Linked DNA regions of Homo sapiens: regions 1 and 2 are each linked to region 3. A link is a loop called in an ENCODE intact Hi-C map of the cell type or tissue named here. Cell type or tissue: heart right ventricle. All regions are shown on one strand. Each heading gives the region's core, and the rest is flanking DNA. Links, peaks and the distances in the headings are about the cores only.

Evidence for each region. A loop is a pair of places that touch in the nucleus more often than their neighbours do. Peaks named below come from ENCODE experiments on the same cell type or tissue, not always from the same donor. Only the 100,000 strongest peaks of a DNase experiment are listed, where the experiment ranks them.
Region 1: it touches region 3 in a loop (2.9-fold over the local background); 7 of 110 quality-filtered maps call a loop at or near these places.
Region 2: a loop joins it to region 3, with 2.1 times the contacts of the local background. A loop is called at or near these places in 23 of 110 quality-filtered maps.

The regions. Positions count from the first base shown.
Region 1 is chr16:69,528,557-69,533,863 of GRCh38, reverse strand. No RefSeq gene overlaps it. Among named protein-coding and RNA genes, the nearest start is that of MIR1538, 35 kb to the left of the region's middle. RefSeq lists enhancers at 2,904-3,198, 2,778-3,487, 2,757-3,956, 3,944-4,238. In heart right ventricle, for the core only: no CTCF peak of the experiment used is centred there; a DNase peak (open chromatin) is centred at 3,033; H3K27ac peaks cover 990 bases.
Region 2 is chr16:69,402,425-69,407,731 of GRCh38, reverse strand. No RefSeq gene overlaps it. Among named protein-coding and RNA genes, the nearest start is that of TERF2, 19 kb to the right of the region's middle. In heart right ventricle, for the core only: no CTCF peak of the experiment used is centred there; no DNase peak of the experiment used is centred there; H3K4me3 peaks cover 498 bases; H3K27ac peaks cover 2,992 bases.
Region 3 is chr16:69,479,666-69,484,972 of GRCh38, reverse strand. No RefSeq gene overlaps it. Among named protein-coding and RNA genes, the nearest start is that of CYB5B, 58 kb to the right of the region's middle. In heart right ventricle, for the core only: a CTCF peak has its summit at 2,797; DNase peaks (open chromatin) are centred at 2,262 and 2,732; H3K4me3 peaks cover 1,006 bases; H3K27ac peaks cover 2,814 bases.

The DNA of each region.
Region 1 (5,307 bases), core at 165-5,164, 49 kb before region 3:
GTGCAATTAGCTCAGTCTTGAAAAGCTTGATGTAAGATTAAAAAAAAAAAAATCACCAGCATCCTTAATTGTGTACACATTTGTTGAGTGCTTACTATACGCAGACACTGGAGACTCAATGATGGAGAGAAAACGTTCCTATCTTTCTGAGCAATGCAGTCTGCATAAGAAGGCATTGTTGGCCAGCACAATGGCTCACACCTGTAATCCCAGCACTTTGGGAGGCAGAGGCAGGCGATCACTTGAGGTCAGGAGTTCAAGACCAGCCTGGACAACATGATGAAACCCCATCTCTACCAAAAATACAAAAAAATAGCTGGGCGTGGTGGCACATGCCTGTAATCCCAGCTACTCGAGGGGCTGAGGCAGGGGAATCGCTTGAGCCCGGGAGGTGGAGGTTGCAGTGAGCTGAGGTCACACCATTGCACTCCAGCCTGGACAACAAAGTGAGACTCTGTCTCAGAAAAAAAGAAAAACAAAGAAGTAATTGCTCTATCTAGTCTGTGGGTAGCATCAAATGACTGAGTTAGGAAAGATTTTCTCCATCTGATAATACTTAGAGGGGTGGTTCTCCAAGTGGGGTGATGTTCCCCGCAGGGGACATTTGGCAATGTCTGCAGACATTTTTGAATGTCACTTCTGGGGGGCGGGGGAGGAGTGCTTCGGGCACCTAGTGGTAGAGGTCAGGATAGTAAACATCCGACAAAGTACAGAACACCTCCTAAAACAAAGAATTATGTGGCTCAAATATCAATAGCGCTGAGATGGATAAACTCTGACTTAGACCATCAGGATTCTTTCTTGGAAGTTACAGAGTTACGTTTCATGGTGGGAATGGGGAGGGAGTGTCCCACAAGGAGATGGCAGCCTTGCAGAGACGTGAGTGCAGGAGGGAAAAGGATTTACCTGGGTGATCGGGAAGCTTGTTAGGCAAAACTATGGGTGGAGACAGTCCCAATTTACTGAGAATGCTACTCCAAACGTTAATTTGTAAATTGCTTCTTTGGCATATCTTGGATCCCTTCCATGCCTCCTTCCAGAAGGAGACCATATGTTAAAAATGAAAGGCTCTGGAGATAAAATCAAAAGACCTGGGTTGAATCTCAACTTCATAATCATGAAAATCATTTTACTTTTCTAAGCCTCAGTTCCCACTTTTGAGAAGTGGGGATGCAAATGCTACCCCTCCCACTGCTGAGAAGAGAACAGTTGTTTGGGCTGCTTGGCTCTGGATACAGGCTCATGTGTAACTCTGACATTGTATGTTTATAACATATCAATAAATGAAAAGGGTGGTTATAAAGCAGTACATATTGTATGCATCCAATTTTTGTTCAATGTGAATGTCTGCTGAGAAAATAGTCGGGAAGTAATTATATCAAACAGCTAACATAAATTGTTCTTGAATGGCCAGAAACAAAAACCAAACCAAAACACGAACCAATATATTACCTTTGGTATTAGATAATAAATACATGTTATTGAAATTCATAAAAGTTATCTTTTTCAAAAGAGATTTTATGATATGAGAAATACTTAGGATGTAATTTAAGCAAAAACAAAAGCAAGTTAGAAATTGCATGAACTTGCCAGACAAGGCTCATGCCTGTAATCCCAGAACTTTGGGAAGGAGGATTGCTTGAGGCCAGAGTTCGAGACCAGCCTGGACAACACAGTGAGACCCCACCTCTAAAAAAATGAAAAAGAAATTAGCCAAGTATGGCAGCATACATCTGTAGTCCAGCTACTTGGGAGGCTGAAGCTGGAGGATCACTTGAGCCTAGAAGGTCAAGGCTGCAGTGAGCCATAATCATATCACTGCACTCCAGCCTGGGTGACAGAGTAAGACCTTGCCTCAAAAAAAAAAAAAAAGGGGTTGCACAGGCTTGCACTGTTCAACATGGTAGTCACCAGCCCCACGTGCCTACTGAACACTTGAATGTGGCTAACTCTGAATTCAGATGTGCAAGCATGTAAAATATCTCATTTTTAATTTAATAATCATAAAAATTGCTAAATGTTTATATTGATTATATGATAAAATGATATTGTTGAAATATTTGGTTGAATATAATATATTGTGCAGTGGCTCATGCGTGTAATCCCAGCACTGTGGGAGACCAGGGCGGGCGGATCACCTGAGGTCAGGAGTTTGAGACAAGCCTGACCAACATGGCGAAACCCCGTCTCTACTAAAAATATAAAAATTCAGCCAGGTATGGTGGCAGGCACCTGTCATCCCAGCTACTCAGGAAGTTAAGGCAGAAGAATCGCTTGAACCCAGAGGTTGCAGTGAGTCAAGATCATGCCACTACACTACAGCCTGGGTGAGACTCCATCTCAAAAAAAAAAAAAAAAAAAAAAAAAAAAAAAAAAAATATATATATATATATATATATATATACACACACACACACATACACACACACACAATTTCACCTGTTTTTATTTTTCTTTAATGAGGCTTCTGAAGCATTTTAAATTACATATATGGTTCACACCTGTGGTTTGCATATTTCCTTTGAATAGTGCTGATATAGACTGCAGAAACTTGACTATATAATGAAAAAATACAGAGAAAAAAAATAGAATGGAAAAATACCAAACTCATCACTGTGATAAAGTTTAAACGATAGGATTATAGGTGATTTTTTCTGCTTCTTTGCATTTTTCTGCACTTTCAAATATTCTACGGGGTCCAGATCTCCCTGTGATAATTTGGAAAAGGGCAAAAGGAGTCTAGAATCTCTCCTGTACTCCTGGGGCAAAAACTATTCTTCCTTAAAAAGATTACATCTTATGGGGACTGTTATTTTGTGAATTAAAAAATGGGGTGCCAGCTAGTCTCCATGGTTCTGGGTATGACGGAGAAGGTCCCACATTCTGATCCCTGCTCTGGGCGAGGAGGGGCATCTTCCTCCTGCCTTCCCCACAGAGAAGGAACCAAGGGTATGAGAACTATGAGAAGCAGCTCCGTGGATGCTCAGAACATCCCTGGGCAAGGAAGTGAGTCATCCGGTGAGTCAGCCCCGCCGCCCTGCTTTCATTCTTGGGATTGTTCCATGTCACTGCTCCTCTCTGTTACCCTTTCCCCCCCACCCCCGCATCACATGTGTGGTCTCAAGGCAGCCCAGGCAAATCGCACTAAGAAGGGCTCCTGGGTGCTCAGCACCTAAAGTGGGTCATTCATGGCACTGCCTGCGGTCACCCACAAGCTCGCCTCTTACTCTCATGTCAACTCATCCGGCAAAGGTGTTATTAGCATTCCCATTTCACAGATGAGAAAACGAGACAGAGAGAGGAGAAATACTTGGCCAAGGGCTCACAGGTAGGAACAGACTGGGTCCTGAGATTCAAGTTCAGGCTGATTCCAAAGCATGTGTTTCCTAGAACTTTCATCTAGGTCTGCCACAAACAGGACTGGGAAGTAATATATTTTTTTTTTTTTTGAGACGGAGTCTTGCTCTGTCGCCCAGGCTGGAGTGCAGTGGCGCGATCTCGGCTCACTGCAAGCTCTGCTTCCTGGGTTCACGCCATTCTCCTGCCTCAGCCTCCCGAGTAGCTGGGACTACAGGCGCCCGCCACCACGCCCGGCTAATTTTTTTGTATGTTTAGTACAGACGGGGTTTCACGTGTTAGCCAGGATGGTCTTCATCTCCTGACCTCGTGATCCACCCGCCTCGGCCTCCTAAAGTGCTGGGATTACAGGCGTGAGCCATCGCGCCCGGCCAAGACTGGGAAGTAATTAACTTGTGTCTTCCAAGCCTCCATTGCCCTAGATTTCAGGAGCCTGAGACCTTCATAAGGTCTGATCGCTCTCTTACAAAACAGGTCTCTGGGAAAGAGTCTAAGAATCTGATATCAGACATTTACAACGAAGTATGAATTTAGGCCCATCATTACTCCTTCGGTGAAAACCTGCAATGTGAAGTCTTATTCCAATTGTGGGGTGAAAGACTAAAAGGAATGTCTACCACTGGAATACACACTGGGGAGATGTCTGGGGAAGAAAGGGCGTGTGCTTAGAGCTACTCTCTGTTGAACCGGACCAGGAGCCACCCTGGGCCATCTGCTCGGGAACGCAGTCTTGCTTCCAGTTTACTAAACCAGGTGGGTGGGGCCAAGGCCCAGGAAGCAGACGCTCATGTGATGTAGCTGCCACAAGAATCCCACCCCCTACAGATTCCTCCAGTGGAGAGTCACACCTAGGGATTAAGCATTTCCCTTTCTTTTCAACCTTTTGATTTTTTGGTAATTTAATGTTTTTATAGGTAATCTGTTCACATGGTTCAAAAATTATATACATTACACACACACACACACACACACAATTTTCTTTCTCTTTCCCTTACCAAGTCCTCCTTCTCCCTAATTCTTATCCCACTCCCACAGTCTCTGATGTTATTAGTTTCTTGTGTATCTTTCCAGAGTTTCTTTATGCATATACAATAAATGCACACATGCACACACAGCCACCCTTCTTTTTATACAAAAGTTTCAGGCTCTTTTTACAAAAGTAAAAATGCTACAGGGAAGAACACATTGCAATAAACACTTGAATTTAAAGGAATCTAGCCGGGCACAGTGGCTCACATCTGTAATCCCAGCACTTTGGGAGGCCAAGGCGGGCAGATCACCTGAGGTCGGGAGTTGGAGACCAGCCTGACCAACATGGAGAAACCCCGTCTCTACTAAAAACACAAAATTAGCCAGGCGTGGTGGCGCATGCCTGTAATCCCAACTACTTGGGAGGGTGAGACAGGAGAATTGCTTGAACCCGGGAGGCAGAGGTTGCTGTGAGCCGAGATTGCACTGCTGCACTCCAGCATGGGCAAGAAGAGCAAAACTCTGTCTCAAAAAAAAAAAAAAAAAAAAAAAAAAAAAAAAAGGAATCTATAGGTATTTTCTTTCTGGGGCCACTAACTAGGCCCCAGTTTTTTTTTCAGCTTTTGCGTTTTTAATGTCAGGTTTAATAATGCATAATGTACATGCAGTAAAATGTATCCTTTTTAGTGGGCAGTTCTGCAAGTTGTCACAAATGTATACAGTCTCACAGCCACTACTATGATCAAGATGCAAAAGGGCCCGGCGCAGTGGCTCACGCCTGTAATCCCAGCACTTTGGGAGGCCGAGGTGGGTGGGTCACATGAGGCCAGGAATTCGAGACCAGCCTGACCAATGTGGTGAAACCCCATCTCTACTAAAAATACAAAAATTAGCCGGGCATGGTGGCGCATGCCTGTAATTCCAGCTATTTGAGAGGCTGAGGCAGGAGAATTGCTTGAACCCAGGAGGTGGAGGTTGCAG
Region 2 (5,307 bases), core at 162-5,161, 77 kb after region 3:
AGTAGGAGGAAGCATTTTCTTCTCCAAAAATTCTTTTTTTTTTTTTTTTTTTTTTTTTAAGAAAACAGCCTTGCTTTGTCACCCAGGCTGGAGTGCAGTGCAGTGGTGCAGTCTCAGCTTACTGTAACCTCCGCCTCCCATGTTCAAGCAATTCTCCTGCCTCAACCTTCCGAGTAGCTGGGATCACAGGCGCCCGCCACCATGCTCGGCTAATTTTTGTATTTTTAGAAGAGCCAGGGTTTCACCATGTTGGCCAGGCTGGTCGCGAACTCCTGACCTCAAATGATCCACCCGCCTCGGCCTCCCAAAGTGCTGGGATTACAGGCATGAGCCACCGTGCCTGGCCCCAAAAGTCTTACTATTTCTTGGATTATACAATAACTTTGAGGATGTGAAGCAAGCTATGAACCACCATCCAAGGAAAATGCACGTAGGTCTTGTCATGGACTTTTGTATCCCTTTCCCTGTCTTCTGGTTTCTGTAGCTCCAATTTTTCTTTTAGGAACTGTTCCTCTTCCATTCTGTGTGAAGTAGTGGTGCTGCCAATCAGTATGCTCCGCCTTCCCTTGGTGACAAGGGTTGGGCATGTGATCCACTCTGTCCAATCAGAGAAGCCTGTTCTCCTAGCCCTATTGTTTCAGGAATAGGCATGTGATTTAAAGCAGCCAATCAGGGAAAGACAACTCAGGGAGGCGTGACATACTTTCCTTAAGAATACTGACCAGTTTGGGCAGGGTGGCTCATGCCTGTAATCCCAGCACTTTGGGAGTCCCAGGCGGGCAGATCACGAGACCAGGAGTTTGAGACCAGCCTGGCCAACATGGTGAAACCTCATCTCTACTAAAAATACAAAGTTAGCCGGGTGTGGTGGCACACACCTGTAGCCCTAACTCGGGAGGCTGAGGCAGGAAAATTGGTTGTACCCGGGAGGCGGAGGTTACAGTGAGCAGAGATCATGCCACTGCACTCCAGCCTGGGCAATCAAGAGAGGCTTCATCTCAAAAAAAAAAAAACAAAAAAAAAAACAGGGCTGGGCACAGTGGCTCAAGCCTGTAATCCCAGCACTTTGGGAGGCCGAGGCAGGTGGATCACCTGAGTTCGGGAGTTCGAGACCAGCCTGACCAAAGTGGAGAAACCCCATCTCTACTAAAAATATAAAATTAGCTGGGCGTGGTGGCGCATGCCTGTAATCCCAGCTACTCAGGAGGCTGAGACAGGAGAATCACTTGAACCCGGGAGGTGGAGGTTGCCGTGAGCCGAGATCACACCATTGCACTCCAGCCTGGGCAACAAGAGCAAAAACTTTGTCTCAAAAAAAAAAAAAAAAACTAACCTGGAGAAAAAGTAAAGGTTAGACTCTCTGTAGATGTTTTTTTTTCTGCCAAGTAGAAAGAATCAGTCTGAAGAATGGAGCCCAACAAAGCAGAAATGTGTCTAATTAGTGAACACTTGAATCTAGTCATCAATGAAATCTGGTCTTCTGGTTACTTGAGCCACTAAATTCACCTTTGCTTTTGCCCAAGCTGCTGGAGGTAGGCTCCTGTTCTTTGGTATGTGCACACACAGAACTCGGCCTCCACTTTCCAGAAGTGCTAACTATGAGCCCAGACCTGCCTTGTATGTTAAGAGCCCCCTCTGTGAGCGGTGCCCATTATGAATTTGAAAAATGATCATCTATTCTAAAACATTCAAACACATCTTGCTGCTGCATTTGGGGCAGCAATACTTGCTTCTTCATGTTGGCACCGTTTCTGCCTGTCAGCAACTTGGAAACCATACTGAAAATACAGGCCGGAGGGCATGTAGCTTAAGAGAAAACAAGTCTCATGGGTGTGTTACAATGTAGGAAATGCTAGCGAAAGTGTCTACCAGAGGATAGAGAGGTTAAAGTTCGGCCACCCTCTTTTTCTTTATATATAATGGGTGAGAGTTGGAGGTGGGAAAGGGAGAAAGAGAATCCCACCCAAACCAAAGAGGATGTTTGGACAAGTTAATCTGCGGAAAGCTCTAGAAATTTGATGCAGGGTGATGAAAAAGCTGTGGCATGATAACATCTAGTGTTTGATTAAGCCTTTCCTCTAGGCTGGATGTCATACTTAGCACTTTACATACATTGTAGCAATTCTAGTGGGTACTATTGTTATTCCCATCTTACAGATGATGAAACTAACACTGAGAGGAGTTAGAAACTTGCCCAAGGGTCCTGCTGGTAGAGCCAGGATTTGACATCAGGGCATTCTGAACCCTATATTTGCTAACCACTATGCCCTTCCTTTCTAGCTAAAGACCTGGGTTTGAATCTAGCTCTGTTACTTGCTGGTTGAGTGACCTTGAGCAAATCAACCTCTTTGAGCCTGTTGCCTCATGTAGAAAATTCAGGGAGTAGGCCGGGCGTGGTGGCTCACACCTGTAATCCCAGCACTTGGGAGGCCGAGGCAGGCAGATCACAGGGTCAAGAGATCGAGACCATCCTGGCTAACCAACATGGTGAAACCCCATCTCTACTAAAAATACAAAAATTAGGTGGGCGCAGTGGTGCATGCCTGTAGTCCCAGCTACTCAGGAGGCTGAGGCAGGAGAATCACTTGAACCCGGGAGGCAGAGGTTGCAGTGAGCCAAGATCGAGCCACTGCACTCCAGCCCAGGCAACAGAGCAAGACTCTGTCTCAAAAAAAAAAAAAAAAAAGAAGAAGACAGAAAGAAAGAAGGAAGGAAGGAAGGAAGGGAAAATTCAGGGATTATACTAAATAATTTGTTTTCTCTCTTTCAACTCTAACATTTCAAAAATTATAATATCCCCAATCCCCCAAACTAGGATTTGTATTCCTGGCTTGAACTTTTTTCGCTCAAGACCCTATAGATTGGTTTTCCCATGGATTTCGGATCAAAAGCTTCCTTTGAATTATGTATTCCTTTGAAACGGATTCAAATGCAGGGGGATCTGAAAAGACTTCATCCTTGCTGAGTGAATCAGCATCCCGTGAACACAGGTGACAAGTTCTGACCCATCCCTTCACTGTCTGATAAGCCCAAAGGTCATGCTCTGGACTCAAACCTACTCTTCCTTCTTCCTGCCCATTTTGTGGGTTTTCTGATAAGGTGCCCTAAGGCAGCTGTAACACTGTTTTCTCTCCCTACAAACACAGTCCCCAGGGCGTGCACTCTGCCTGCAAACTTCCCAGCTGCTTCCAGCTCTCCCTCTGCCCACAGCCCTTTATTGCTGCATTCCAACAAATTAGCCATGTGACAGATTATTTTTAACTTCAATAGAGCAGCTCCCTCTCTTTTAATATATCATGCTTGGCCCACATTCCCTCGGTGAAAAGGGCACCATCGGCTACTTCTGAGAACTTTTAATTACTCCAATTGTTTGCAAAACTCTCTTAGAAGCTTGGGAAAAAAATATTGCAAGCTACAGTTCTGATTACAAGAAGAAAAGAAAATACATTTCTTTCTCCGTTCCTCTCCAGTCCCCTTACTCTCCAGTTTTCTTATTTAGTGGAGACCTGGGAATTTTCCAGGTCTTCTCAAATCCCCTCTACCCCCCTGCCACCCATTATCTAAGAGCAGGTTTTTTTAAGTATAAGTCCATCTCGAAAAAAGCTAAAGAAAAAAAGTAATAAAGTGCAAATCTAATTGGGAGGAAGGGAGGGCAGTTTCCTGAGTAACAGAGACCCCCACCCCGATCCCACACAGAACCCTAGCAGGTGAAGGATGGCAGCTCCCAAAGCACTGAATGCCCAGCCATCCTAGGTCTTGGAAGTCTCCAAGAGGGTCCTGGAGGTTGAGCTTGACACTGAGGTTGAACCTTCTATCTTGAAGTCAACTGCACGTAAACAATGAGCATCTCAGTAACCACCGCATGGGCCAAAGGCCCTTCTCCAAGTTTTCTGAACTTTCTAAATCCCAGATACTTCTCTAATTTCTTTTTCTTTCTTTCTTTTTTTTCTTTTCTTTTTTTTTTTTTTTTTTTTTTGAGATAGAGATGGAGTTTCGCTTTTTCGCCCAGGCTGGAGTGCAATGGCGCCATCTCAGCTCACTGCAACCTCTGCCTCCCGGGTTCAATCGATTCTCCTGCCTCAGCCTCCCGAGTAGCTGTGATTACAGGCGCCCACCATCACGCTCAGCTAATTTTTGTATTTTTAATAGAGACGAGGTTTCACTATGTTGGCCAGGCTGGTCTTGAACTCCTGACATCAGGTGATCCACCCACCTCGGCCCACAGGCATGAGCCACTGCACCTGGCCCATATAGTGTTCTATTGCTAATGTAAAATAAAAAAATAAAAGGAGGGGAGAAAATATAAATGTGTTATTTTATTTTTAAAATTTTTTTGGAGACAGAGTCTCATCCTGTCATCCAAGCTGGAGTGCACTGGCACGATCTCAACTCACTGCACTTTCCACCTCCCGGGTTCAAGAGATTCTCATGCTTCAGCCTCCCAAGTAGCTGGGACTACAGGCATGCGCCACCACACCTGGGTAATTTTTTGTATTTTAGTAGAGACGGAGTTTCACTACATTGGCCAGGCTGGTCTTGAACTCCTGAGCTCAGGCAATCTACCCGCCTCTGCCTCCCAAAGTGCTAGCATTATAGGCGTGAGCCACCATGCTGGGCCTGTAAAGACAAGCCTGGCCAACATGATGAAACCCTGTCTCTACTAAAAATATTTAAAACATGTTATTTTAAACATGTACAAAATATCTATCTAGGGGAAGGTATTCTAGGAACTGGTAGAACTGGGGAAGGGAACTGGGCAACTGGACAACATAGATGGGGAAACAAATTTCACTTTATACTCTTTGTATCCTCAGAATTTTTAAATTATGTGAATGCATAACCTAATCCAGTATAATTACATTTTTTTTAAGTTGAAAGGAATATTTGGCAGTATTTCCAAGCACCTGGGCCCTCGAGATATGAGAAACGCCCACCATTTATGAATTGGGGCAGGAGGAAAGGGCCAGATCCCAGCTGTCACTCACTGTAGTCATGAACCGAAGCCATAGCATCACTATAGTAAGATAAAAGAGGTACCAAGAGGACAGGAGGAAACAAAATCAGTCTTGAGTCACATATGGGCATCATGGGTATTTATAAAAGGCTTAGACGGTTCCTTCCTAAATTTGAATTTATGTCAAGAGATAATCATTTCAGGAAGTGTGAGTTCCTCTCTTCAAACTGTTTTGGACAATCCCATTCTGATATGAGCTGCATAGAGCCAAGCTCATTTATAGGGAACATCTGTGTGGGAGGAAGGGGGGGAGTGGAAGAGCATAGAAAAGAGACCTCCTGAAGCTGAACTTG
Region 3 (5,307 bases), core at 206-5,205:
ATGCAAATAGGGCCGGGCACAGTGGCTCACACCTGTAATCCCAGCACTTTGGGAGGCTGAGGCAGGCAGATCACCTGAGATTAGGAGTTCAACACCAGCCTGGCCAACATGGTGAAACCCCATCTCTACTAAAAACAAAATAGCCAGGCATGGTGGCACATGCCTGTAGTCCCAGCTACTCAGGAGGCTGAGGCAGGAGAATCACTTGAACCCGGGAGGCAGAGGTTGCAGTGAGCGGAGACCGCAACACTGCACTCCAGCCTGGGCAACAGAGCAAGACTCCATCTCAAAAAAATAAATAAATAAACAAAAATACAAATCGTTTCCACTCTACATTCTCCATTGTTTTCCCATCACCCTTGCAATAAAATCCCAACTCATTCCCATGGCAAGCAAAGCCCACTGTGACCTTGCTTCGCCTACCTCTCCCATCTCATCTCTCATCTCCCCGGCCTCACTCTGCGCTGGCCACATGCGTTTCTTCTGTTCCTCAAGCAAACCAACTTGTTCCAACCCCAGAACCTTTGCAGCAGCTCTTTCCTCTGCCTGGAGCTCTCCTTCTCCAAATGAAGGTTTCAGCTCCAATCCTGCTTTCTTAGGGACATCTCTGATGATGTTCCTGCCACCATCACATGGATCATGTCAACTTATTTTATGTTCATTTTTGCACTTGTCGCTACCTAAAATCATCTGGTACCTTGTGTGCGTTATTCACCAAGTACCCCCGGTGCCTAGAATTCTGTCTGGCACATGGCAGGCACACAATATGTGTTTATTTAATTGAGCCCCTTTGACTCGTCATTGATGTCTAAGTCAATGACCTTCAGGATCAAGTCTGTCTTCGTATGAGAGCGTCTAACATGTAAGTGTCTAGACAGTCATTTTATTTTTGGTATTTTTGGCAAAGTGAGTTGCTTCTGGAAAACCAGACAACGCCTGTCTCCCTAGAGTCTCATCCAAAGCTGTGCCACCTCTTCTTCAATCTGCCAAGACTCGCACTGCCTGGCCCCTCCATCAGAAAGAGGCATGGATAAGACAAAGATTTTACAAATCTTACTGGAGCATTCTACTGAAAAATAGGCATGCCACTGGATTGGACCCTTCAACCAGAGGCGGCCAGAGCTAGCAAGAGCTTGTGCTCCTCAGCGGGTTGAACACATGGGATTAATTCAGGCAGGAGCCAGGCGAGAAATGCCGGCCCCTGCAGAGTGCTAAAGAAGAGGAATTTTAAGATCCAGACTGAACAGAAAGCTGTTGTGAGGGTGGGGATTAGGAGTGATGAAGAGAGGTGGGAAGGACTTACTGCCTTAACCCAAGGGATCTGAATCTACTAGGGTTGATATTAAATGTTTAATCTGGGGCCAGGCACAGTGGCTCTTGCCTATAATCCCAGCACTTTGGGAGGCTGAGATGTGAGGATCACTTAAGGCCACGAGTTAGAGACTAGCCTGGTCAACATAGTGAGACAACCATCTCTATTTTAAAAAAAAAATTATTATATTTTTTTTGAGATGGAGTCTTGCTCTGTTGCCCAGGAGTGCAATGGTGCAATCTTGGCTCACTGCAACCTCCACCTCCCAGGTTTAAATGATTCTCCTGCCTCAGCCTCCCGAGTAGCTGGGATTACAGGCACCTGACACCACGCCCAGCTAATTTTTTAATTTTTTAGTAGAGACGGGGTTTCGCCATGTTGGCCAGGCTGGTTTCGAACTCCTGACCTCAGGTGATCCACCCATGTTGGCCTCCCAAAGTACTGGGATTACAGGTGTGAGCCACCATGCCCAGCCTATTTTTTAAAATTTTTTAAAGTTTAAATAAAATTTAACAAATAAAAATTTAATTTGGGGCATTTACATGTGTGAGTGTGTGTGTGTGTGTGTGTGAGTGTGTGTGTGTGAGAGTGTGTGTGTGTGTGTGTGTGTTTTAGAGAACTGGTCTGTAGTTTTTTATCAGGTTTGCAATAGGATCTGTGTCCCAAAAGGTTAAGAACCACAGTTCTGGAAGGCATGCAATTAGGCTAGCAAATCATCTCCATCCTAAACATGACCTGAACTGAAACAATCAAGAGAAAGGAAAAGTGCTTCATGCTCCAAAGAAAACAAAAGCCACTTCCAACAGGAATTGGCTGTCACATTCTCTGCACTTGGAAAAAAAAATCAACAGAGCATCCGCCCAGCCTGCCCAAGGCCCATCCCTTAAGCCCAGGTCCCCAGGGAAGGCAGTGAGCTTTTGTTTTCCAGTCTGTGGGCAACTGGCTGGGCAAAGAGCCAGTGGGGAGAGATCTCGATGGAAGAAAATACAGCGATGTGCCGAGTCGAGTGGGCTGGAAGCACCCGAAGGTGGGCCCTGGCTGATGCCGGGACAGAGATGCTGCGATGACCCATCGCAGGAGGAGCCATGTGCTGGCTGCTGCCTTCTCTCCTTCTCTCTTGACTTTGCTCCAGCCAGGATGTTGGGCCTGCTTTTCTCTCTTGGTGCTCCGGGCACCTCAGTATTAATCATGGGCCTCAGTGTTTTTCTAAGTAGATTTTTGGACCCTTCATGGTTGGCAAGTCCATGTTTCTCCCTGGGGCCACCCGTGCTATCAGATCAGAGCACCTGCCTATATTTAAGGTTGTGTCACGTTTGGTTTTCGGCGAACACTCCCTTCGCCTGGCCCTTCTTGCCTTTGTAAGAGAAGGACCTAGGACATGGCAAATGTCCCAGTGAACGCTGGAAGGAGCCCTGAGAGCAAGCGGGAGGGCCCGGAGCCAGCGTGCTGCGCCAGCACTCCGTGTAACCTCCAGGGAGGGCGCAGTCCACACATGTCCTGGCTTCCGAGAGGCAGGCCCTGGGTGTCAGCTCACAGCCATCCGCTCCAGCTCAGCCTCTCCAGCAGCCCCAGGGATTCTCACTGGGCCTGGAGTTGTTGTTTTTCTGTGTTTGCATATATGTCCTATCTTTACAGGAAACCAGGGGGATTCCTGGTTTCCTTCCCCAAATCTGTTTCTCCTCCAAGCTTTCTTATCTCAATAAACAGTGCCTTCATCACCCAGGTGCTCATCTTTCAGGTCCCAGCTGAAGCAGCACCTCCTCCTTGGAAAGATCCTCCCAAGCACCAGATCTGAAGTGACCCCATCACCCACCCACACACCAAGATACCCTCCTTCATGCCAGCCTGTTTGTTGATCACATTCTGTAATTATTTCATTTTTCTGTCTGTCTCCTCACTCAAAATGTAGAGCTGGCTGGGCACAGGGGCTCACGAATGTAGTCCCAGCACTTTGGGAGGCCGAGGTAGGTGGGAGGATCGCTTGAGCCCAGGGGTTTGAGACCAGCCTGGGCAATATAGTGAGACCCTGTCTCTACAAAAAAGAAAATTAAAAAATTAGCCTGAAGTGGTGGCATGGGCCTGTAGTCCCAGCTACTGGGGAGGCTGGGGTGGGAGGATCGCTTGAGCCCAGCAGGTCAAGGTTGCAGTGAGCTGTGATCACGCCACTGCACTCCAGCCTGGGCGACAGAGGAAGACCTTGCTCAAAAAATAAAAAAATAAAAAATAAAAAGTAGAGTCTATGAGGATGGGAACAGCTGGACATACTGTGTTTGTTTCTTTCGATTCACTCTCCAGCCCTCTCCCCTCCTGCCTACAGCTCAGGAGGCTGACCAATGGGGACTGTGCCTCGGGGGTCTCTGCAGACTCCTGGGTCGCCCACGCGCAGTTCCCATCCACGGAGGATCCCCAAGCTCCCAACTCCAAAGGCTTCCGGTTTGTGTCCCCTAAGGGGAGGCACAAGTAGGAGATGAGAGAGTGGAGGACAATGAGGCCAGGATGGCTCCCTCCCTGCTGTGGACCCTGCCCGCTCCCTCTGCTGCAACCCTTACCAGGCTCTAGTAACCACTTTCTCCCCTTGCCTGTCTGGGCAGTAACAGCTGCCATGTGTCACCAACCCTGAAATGCTTCACCATGCCTTCAACTAGTTCCTCTCTGCCCTGCACACATGGCTGCAAATGTCCCTTCATGAAACTCTCCTCAACGACCCTTTTTGAATGTGCCATTTGTTACCTGTCAGGAGCCTGGGGATGGTTCTGATCAATACTGGGGCCACGTCTGACTCATACAGTGTTTCCCAGCAACGTGCTGGGGAATGTCTGGCGTGTCTTAGGTACTTAATGCGTGTGTTTTGAATACATAAATCAATGATAAAGATATTGTGATTTTATTTACATTTTTATTAAGAAAGAATTTATGGGTCGGGTGTGGTGGCTCACACCTGTAATCCCAGCACTTTGGGAGGCCGAGGCAGGTGGATCACTTGAGGTCAGGAGTTTGAGACCAGCCTGGCCAACATGGGGAAACCCCGTCTCTACTAAAAATGCAAAAATTGTCTGGGCATGGTGATGTGCGCCTGTAGTCCCAGCCACTCAGGAGGCTGAGGTGGGAGGATGGTTTGAGCCCAGGAGGCGGAGGTTGCAGTAAGCTGAGATCGCATCACTGCACTCCAGTCTGGATGACAGAGCAGGACTCCATCTCAAAAAAAAAAAAAAAAAAAAGAATTTATGCACCACAAAATTCACCCTTTTAAAGTATACAATTTAGTGTTTTTCAGTGTATTCACAAACATATGAGATGAGACCATTACCACTGTCTAATTTCATCCCCTCAAAAAGGAACTCTGTGCCCTTTGGCAGTGACTCCCCACATCTCCCCTCCCCCTGCACCCGGAAACAACTTATCTACCTTCTGTCTCTATGAACTTGCCTATTTTGGACTTTTCATTCCAATGGAAGTTACAGTATGTGGTCATTTGTGTCTGGCTTCTTTCACTTAGGCACAGTATTCTTAAGGTTCACCCATGGTGGGGCATGTATCAATACTTGATTTCTTTTTATAGCTGAATAACATTCCAGTATATAGAGACAACACACTTTGTTTACCCATTCATCAGGTGATAGACGTTTGGGTCATTTCCGCCCCTTTGGGCTATTATGAGTAAGCTGCTATGAACATCGGCATACTTGTTTTTGTGTGAGCATGTTTTCAATACTCTTGGGTACATATCTAAGAGTGGAATTGCTGGGTCACATGGTAACTCTATGTTTAACTTTTTGAGGAAGCATACTGTGTTTTCCATGGGGCTACCCAGTACTTTCTTTATCCTGTGGTCCCAGTTATTGGCATCTGCATGGAAAAGAACCCAAACAGACAAGGATGTGAATCAAAGGAAGGCTCAACACTGCAGGTCCACTCCAAGGTATACATCCAGGAGACATTCTTGCACACACAAACCAGGCTATAAACGCAGTAATGCTCATAGTAGTATTGTTGGC